Regions from separate parts of the Mus musculus genome. Here region 2 is linked to region 1. A link is a loop called in an ENCODE intact Hi-C map of the cell type or tissue named here. Cell type or tissue: heart. All regions are shown on one strand. Region 1 holds the start of Lsm11 (U7 snRNP-specific Sm-like protein LSM11). Region 2 overlaps Cyfip2 (cytoplasmic FMR1 interacting protein 2).

Evidence for each region. Hi-C counts contacts between places; a loop is a spot of excess contacts. Peaks named below come from ENCODE experiments on the same cell type or tissue, not always from the same donor. Only the 100,000 strongest peaks of a DNase experiment are listed, where the experiment ranks them.
Region 2: a loop joins it to region 1, with 6 times the contacts of the local background. A loop is called at or near these places in 1 of 42 quality-filtered maps.

What each region holds. Positions count from the first base shown.
Region 1 is chr11:45,942,811-45,946,810 of GRCm38, reverse strand. Lsm11 (U7 snRNP-specific Sm-like protein LSM11) reads left to right here and starts at 1,876. Exons shown (of 4, transcript NM_028185.2): 1 at 1,876-2,349. The coding sequence starts at 1,899. Thg1l (tRNA-histidine guanylyltransferase 1-like (S. cerevisiae)) reads left to right here. Exons shown (of 6, transcript NM_001080969.3): 6 at 1-1,506. In heart, no CTCF peak of the experiment used is centred here; a DNase peak (open chromatin) is centred at 1,800; H3K4me3 peaks cover 2,266 bases; H3K27ac peaks cover 1,386 bases.
Region 2 is chr11:46,249,864-46,253,863 of GRCm38, reverse strand. Cyfip2 (cytoplasmic FMR1 interacting protein 2) reads left to right here. Exons shown (of 31, transcript NM_133769.3): 19 at 1,184-1,260. Among named protein-coding and RNA genes, the nearest start is that of Fndc9, 16 kb to the right of the region's middle. In heart, a CTCF peak has its summit at 1,681 (motif pointing right); no DNase peak of the experiment used is centred here.

The DNA of each region.
Region 1 (4,000 bases):
TTTGTCTTAAGCTAGGATGCATGTCCCCACATAGCAGACATCCAGAGACCTCTGGGTACATTTTTTTAAAATGTTCATTTGAATGTTGAATTTGAAAGTGCCAATGTAAGATATCCATGTGGATGTTTGGGACTCTTCAGTGATTTTTTTAAAAGCCCAAATGTTTCTGATACACAGCTATGAACATTATAGCACTTTGGGCAAGCAATTCCCTCAGCATACTAGAGAGGCAGTAAGATCATTAGCTCCTGATGAGCAAATTTAACTTAATGGTAGGTTGATAGCATGTTATATCAAAATTGGCCAAGTAGGGAATAAAGACCCAAGTTTCATTGACAACCGCTGGAGAAAGTGTGTGCTTTCAGATCCAGGGAAGTCTCCCTCTGGGCATGCCCTGAGATAGTCATTGAATGGTGCTGGAAGTTTTCAGTCATTGAATGGTGCTGGAAGTTTTCATGCAGGCAGGGGATTTTTAAAGCAATAAACCGGGGTTGAACACAAGTGTCATCAAGTACCATTACCTACCCAAAGCTTGCTCTTTATTTCGTCTGTGTGTTTCCCTCCTACGATGCAGCTCACACGGTGGTGGCAGTGTGCTAAGTTTCATCTCTGTCTTAAAGATAGTCAAGTGTTCTTTTGGGCCACATTTTCAAACTTACAGAAAGTAAAGAAGACCCCAAAGCAGCTAGCGCGGGCTGAATGCCGGTTGATACTTTGAGAAGGTGGTGGCACTTCGGAGAATGACTTGTGTGGCTGGAGATGGCAAGAAGCAAGACAGCTATGCTGGATGGGGAGGGACTTACCTCCAGGAGTCTCACTTTTAAAACCATTCCTTTGGGGTTGAAGAGATGGCTATTCTTCCGAAGGAAGACCCAGAACCCACATGGTAGCTCACAACGAGCACAACTCAGGGGATCCAGCATTCTCTGGCCTCTGTGTGTATGTCTGATTGCTCATAGTGCACAGGCATACATGCCGACAAGCATACACATGAAATATATCTTAAAGAGTTTTTGCTGAACTAGAGCTAAAAAATAGTGTTGATTCTTTGGATTTTGCAGTAGTCAGGAGAACATCAAGGAGTCAGTTTTCTTTTCTTTGATACCAAGTGTTCTCTAAACTTAGTGGGCAGGGAAAGGAAGTGAGGATGTAGTCACCCGTCTTTTATAGCACTCAACCATCTAGCATGCACCCACTGTATACTCTGTACCCTTCCTGTCATATTTCAGACGACAATAAGAACTCAAAAGAGGCTCAGTAATTTGAGCTTAGACAGGCTAGCCTGATCCACATCAGGAATATACTTAACAGGAATGAAAAATGGGATATGTCTTGTCTTCCTGTCCTTTGCCTCCAGCTCAAGCCGAACAACAGAGAACATCCTGGGACTTTAAAATGCTGCTCTTGGGGTCTACCCCCCGAGTCTGGAGCATCAACCATTCTAAGCTGTCTGTGAATATCAGTGAGTTTTACTAAATAAATGGTTAATTGTTACTGCCTCCAAAATGTTGGCTTTGTTTTCGAATAATGTGTCCCTACTTGTATATTTTGTTGACGTTAGATCTCAAATTCAGAAGAGATAGTTAATATCAATGGGGGAGGGAAACGAGAACTAATAAACAGTATCTTCTTTAGTAACAAAAAGGTCAAGAGGACAGCCTCAACCTGTCTGCTGTCTGTGGAGGCGGAGCGAGGCCTGAGCAGGTCACGCCTCTCAGCACGCCCCTGCCTTGCGCCACGCCCCCTGCTGCTCTCCAGAGCGAATCTATGCTGCCCCCTGGTGGCCGCGGCTGCGCAGTGCGTCCCCTTGAGCCGCGGCTGCGGCTGCGCAGTGCCGCCCTCTGGCGGCTCGGCTCCTTCCTCCCGCCCATCGGCTTCTGCTTGCGGGCCTTTCAAACATGGAGGAGCGCGAGTGGGGGGCGAGGTCGGCTCGCGCCGGCAGCCCAGCCAGCCCGCCCAGCCCGCGGCTGGACGTCAGCTCCTACAGCTTCGACCCGCTGCTGGCCTTGTACGCACCTCGCCTGCCGCCCATTCCCTACCCCAACGCGCCCTGCTTCAACAACGTGGCGGAGTACGAGAGCTTCCTGAAGGGCGGGCGCACCGGGCGCGGTCGGGCTCGGGGCACGGGGGAGCCGGCCTCGGCGGGAACCTCCACCGGAACCTCCACGGGAGCCGGGAGCTCGTCCAGGGCCCGTCGCCGCGCCGCGCCCACCCCGGATCCCGAGCGCATCCAGCGCCTGCGCCGGCTCATGGTGGTCAAGGAGGACACGGACGGCACGGCCGGAGCGCGACGCCAGGGCCCGGGGCGCAGCAAGAAGGCACCCCGCAATGTGCTTACGCGGATGCCTTGTGAGTGCTGTGGGGCGGCCGGAGGTCTAGGCAGGGCTTGCAAAGGGCGTCTGCGGGAGTCTCGAGGGCCGTGGGGGCGCGGGCACGGTCACCTGTGAGTCACAGAGACTGTGCACGAGTTGAGGAACAGGGAGAGTGACGACCCACGGCGGTGGGGATGAGGTGGGGGTGGGGGAGATCTGCACAGGCTATCATGTCCGGAGGAATGTCCCCCAGGTAGTGAGGAGCTGCAGAGGGGCTGCGGTAGTGATGAGGCTTACGGAGCGATTGTAGGGCTTGTAGACAGTTTGGGGGGATGGGGCGAACATCAGAGGTCTGCAGAAATGATGAGAGGTCTTGGGGACCACTGCAGGGAGTTGAGGAGGTGTACAGAAGTTGTGTTGGAGCACAGCCAGTCTGAAGGTGTGTGGGATTTGAGGGTCAGGTGGAGAGTGAGGAGATGGATATGTTCACATAATAGCACAAGAGACGTCTCCTATCCCAGCATGGGAACTGACAGCCCCGCCTGGGGTGCCGTTTCCGCCTGGGCTGCAGGGACTTGATCGGCTTGTGTTCACATTAAATCACTAGTGTTGGAGTGCCGCAGACACAGAATGCTACCAAAACACAGGTGCGGTTTTACAGCTACTGGCTGGCTGGGGCAGGACTATCTGTCAGGCTCAGGTTACCCTGTGTGCAGGTTGTTTTAAAATTCTAAAGGTAGAAATGGCACAAGAGAATTTCTTGCAGCTTCCTAATAGATCCGCAGGATGAATGAAGCCTTAAACAGCAAAGGTTCTAATGTGCTATTTAGATCTTGTTTAAATGGAATAAAAACAGCCTAGGGCTATATCAAATAGTTATGACATCTGCCCTGTGAACATAATGACCTACTTAGCCAGTCATAGCTTCTGTAGCCTGCTAATTAAATCGTTACAATGTTAAAGTGGCTTCTTTTGGAATGGAAGGTGTGAACTCAGTGAGAGATTTTGTTTTGTTATGTTCCTAGAAATTTGTTTATTAAGAGAGAAAGACCCTGAAAAGCAGTGCGCTGCTGCCGGAGCCTTTGTGGGCTGGCATACTGTACCAGATCCTCCCAGCACAGCCAGGATTTCCCAGAGCTGGCTCTCACAGCCGGAGCAGAAAGACAGAGCGTGCCTGGCTCTGGAACAAGCTGCTACAGTACTTTCTTTTTGCCTATGTGTGTTGCCACTGTGAGGTTATTGAATTGCACCCAAGTCTCAGAGTGTGACACTTATTCCTGCTACCTCCTTGCTACCAAGATTGTCTCGGGAAACACTTGAGAGCAGTTCTGGGTTTCCTGTGCTCTCAGGACTGTGAGAGGACCAGCTCCACCTGGCTCTCACGACTAAGTTCATTTCTGGAGTTAAGACCTCACTCAAGGTGTTAGCCCTCATCACTGAAACCCTGAAGCAGATGGAGTACCGCGAGAGATGGGTGGATACCGCAAAGAATAGCCTCCAGAAAGCAAGCAAGTGACCAAAGCACCAGGGTTAGATTTGTTAAGGAGTTTCTCCAAGGGCCATGTTAGGATTTGAAGGAAGGGCACGAATGACTACACAATCTTGAAAACTCAAGTTATTCAGTACACTTTATGTATAGCAGAGGTTAGCCCTTCTCATAGTGTATAGGCTTCACTTAAGTTTGAACA
Region 2 (4,000 bases), 310 kb before region 1:
TGTGTCAGAGGCACTTATCCAGGGAACAAAATTCATGATTGCTGGGGCTGTCAAACATAATACTGTACAGTAGCCTGCTCCTTTCTCTCCTCATCCCTTGTCTGGGCTACACCATGAGGGGCTTCAAGGACCTTCATGTATATATACACTTCGGCTTGCAAATGGTGCCATCTAGAACCACTCCAAAGGCAGGTCACGATCTCCAGAAAAGACCATGGGGCCTCTGGAGGCATCAGGAATATTTGGACAAGAATTCAGAGTTGGTTCTAGAAAGGGAACATGGGGTTTAAATGAACACTCCTAAGTTGACCCTGTAGACTCCTTATCTCTAGAAGGTACATTGAGCATCAAGAGGTTCAGAGGCCCAAGCAGGAGGCCTCAGTTACCGGGATATGAAGCCAGCACCATGGGTTGAAGCCAGCACCGTGCACAGCACCCACTGTGGGTTCTGCTCTATGTAATATAGTGGGTGTCAGATACAAGTACAGAAACTTTTAAATAAAGGGTTCGTCTTACAAAGCTGAGGGCTTAATAGGAAGAAATCAAAGATGGACCTCCTCCTTTGGCTCTGCCTCCTGCCCTGCTGATGCCGGAGCCTGATCTCTTTCAAGTCCCACGTTGGCCACCTTCTGCTCCCCATTCATGGATAGAAGCGACGTCTCTGGTGCTTGATGTGGGGTGTGCCCTTGTCTTCCCACAGACTTCATAGTCTCCTATGAATGCCGTGAGACACCGCAGGGCAAGACTTTGTACATTAAAAAACCAGAGGGATTTAAGGAAAGCTGGAAGAAAGGGACGTTTCTGTCTCTAAGAGCATGCTCCAAATTAACTCTACAGAGCAAGAAAAATCAAATACAAGGAGGAGACAAGAAAGTCTTTGGGTCCACAGGCTGCTAGAGGTAGTCACAACATCAGAGGGTGGCCTTTCATTTGTGTTCCCTGACCAAACAGTGGGGAGCAATGGGGAGACTGGTTCCTGGGCTCCTCTGAAGCCATTGAGGGCAAAGGGCTGACTTCCGTGCCTGTGAATGGCCACAGGTGCTTTCTTCTTCTTCCCCTTTCTGTCAGGGCTGTTATGTTGCCCCAGAATGCACGTCAGTGAACCCTGCCCTGGTGCCCTCCCCGCTGCCCATCTGTAATTAATCCAGACAGGACCCGCTGACTGCCTGCTTTTCCCCACCAGGTAAACCTGTGTTTTGATCAGTTTGTCTACAAGCTGGCTGACCAGATCTTCGCCTACTACAAAGCCATGGCCGGCAGGTAAGGGGAGTCTAGGCAGTGAGCAGCGTCCTTTCTTTAGCCTCGCACCTTGTTCAGCCTTTAAGGAAAAATGAAGCGATTTCCACGGGCTCAGGCAGTGAGACATGTTGTGAAGGAGAATAGATGGATGGCATACAACTACACTACAGTTGCATAGAAGGGCAGAAACTAAGCAAAATGAAGGACGTTCATGAAGGAAGACTGAGATTCTGGGACTATGTGGTAGATAGGCCTCGGCTAGTCGAGGCTATCTTAAGGAAACAGTGTCCAGGGAGTTAAGTAAAAGGAGGTGAGGGATAGGTCCAGAGTGCAGGCAAAGGGAACTTCTTGTCTAAGCCGGAGTGGGGCAGGTACAAAATTAATAGCTTGCCTGCCTGCATCAGGCTGGTGAGAAGCCTGAGGTACTTCAGTGCAGTGGCCACTAGAGGGCGAGCTGTTCCACCTGGCATCGTTGTAAACACTTGATCCTGGGGAGGCATCTGCCACCACAAAATGGTTTCAGAAGCACAGGGGTGGCTTGACTTGACTTTTAACCTTAACGTTTTAAAAATGTAAATCCATGGAGTGCGTATTTAAGGTGTGTTGAGTTGGAGACATGTCAGGTTTATAGACTTGTCAGTATTACTGAAAGATACTGATTTAACCCCACCCCCCTCCCCTCATCCTCAATGGATTCCTGGGTTTTCAAACCCTGCAATGGTCCTAGTCATAAAGGAAAATACATTTATGTAAAAGTATTGCAGTTCTCGCTGGAAGTTGAGGTGGGCCAGCCAGCCATCCCAAGGTGATCCCCACCCCCAGGGGCTTCTCCTCCCTACCCCCTTGGAAGTGATTGGCTTCATTTGACTTTGACAAACTTGACACATTTCAAATAGGAGTCGACGTGCACTGCACATAAAATGCCACGAACATGGGATCCTAACCGATAAACAGAACGCACAAAGGTACATCCATCTCTAAGAAGTCACTTAATAGGTGTGAGCAGATCAGGTAGGAAGCGGTTAACGACGGGGGAGAGAGCATTTCTAAGAGCATTCTGAGCCTGAATATGCTGATACTTTTCTGTGTAAACAAACATGGGCATGTCACATCCTGGCGACGCTCCATACTTAGTTTATAAAATCTCATCTTAGGAGCTAGAGAGATGGTTCAGTGGTTAAGAGATCTTGATAGTCTTCAGAGGACTCAAGTTTAATTCCCAGTAAAAGAAAGGGGAATTGAAGTTCATCTTTAAAGATATATGTCCCCAGCTGGGTTAGCAGCACACACCTTTAACCCCAGCACTCGGTAGGCAGAAGCAGACCTGTGAGTTTGAGGCCAGGCCAGCCTGGTCTACAGAGCTAGTTCCAGGACAACCAGGGCTGTTACACCGAGAAACCCTGTCTCAATATATATACACATACATATACCCATTTGAAAAAAAGCTCTCAACAACTTTCCCTGCAAAGTGGGTGCTCTTCAAAAGGATGGAAATTGAGAGAAACTGGGGAATTCAGAGAAAGAAAGCACTAGAAGGGAGAGTAACCCTGGCTGATCCATCTGAGGTAAAACACTGCCTCGAGTGGGAGCCACCTGTGGCACCCTCAGTATTCAGCAGCCATATTTTAATGAGGGAAAGAAATGGCTGACATTTTAACAATATGTTTCATTTCATTCAACAAACTGAAGCCACTAACATATCAGCGTGGCATCAGTGTAAATACTATTAAAGACATCTCTGCTTTCTCCTAGATCTCCTAAATCTATTACGCACATGACAGCGGATGCCCCCTTTGAGGCGTTCAGTAGGCACCATGGTTGGTGGCTACAGCTTTGGACTGTGCCATTTTGAATGTCCCTTTCCCACTTAAAACCTTTCAATGGCTTCCAGTCCATGCAGACGTCCCAACTCTCTACAAGGGTCTGTGGTCTCACAAGATCAGGCCTGTAGACTAACATGATGTAACCTGTTTTGGCAAACTCTTCTTTTCTTTACCCCGATTACGTCCTGTTTAGTCGAACAGACCACACTTACTGTGTGTGGGATAAATTTACCTCAGCCTTACGTTACCTCTGCCCAAAGAAACCACGTACAAATACTTCCCATAATGCCTACCTCCAAATGATTTAGGTTATTGCTTTCCAGTACTAGGGATACTCTACCACCTATGTCTCAATATGGAGGACAGAAATAATACACGTGATTTATAGGATTGGTGTGACATTAAAAATAGTTGTATATGTATGCCCTTGTGGGCGTGTGTGTACACTCATGTGCGTGAATGTATGTGTGTGTATGTGTTTGTACCTGTGAGTGTGGTGTGTATATATGAGTCTATGTGTATGTGTACATGTCTGTATGCATGTGTATGTGTTGCCTGGTGAATGATAAAAGCTATGCACATGTTTCCTATTAAAAACCATTTTTCCCTAGATTGCTCACATTTATCAGTGTCTCTTTATTGGAAAGTCTGTACCTTGAGGACAGACAGCAAGGACCTTCGTTTCCCCTACACCGAAAATTTTCACTGGGAAACACTAAGAATACACTCAGTTGTTTTTGTTATCAATTAAGGAAAGAGTATCCACCCTGGGTTGCCCATCCTTTACTGAGAAACTCTCTTTCACATACTGAGCTTCTGCATCCAGAAAGAAGCTTGGGGAACGGTATCTACAGCGACCTCAATTCTGGTTGAGATATTTAAGGTCATGTGTCCCAGGAGGACCGGTTGAGAAGTCATTTGCCACCCTGTTTAATGCA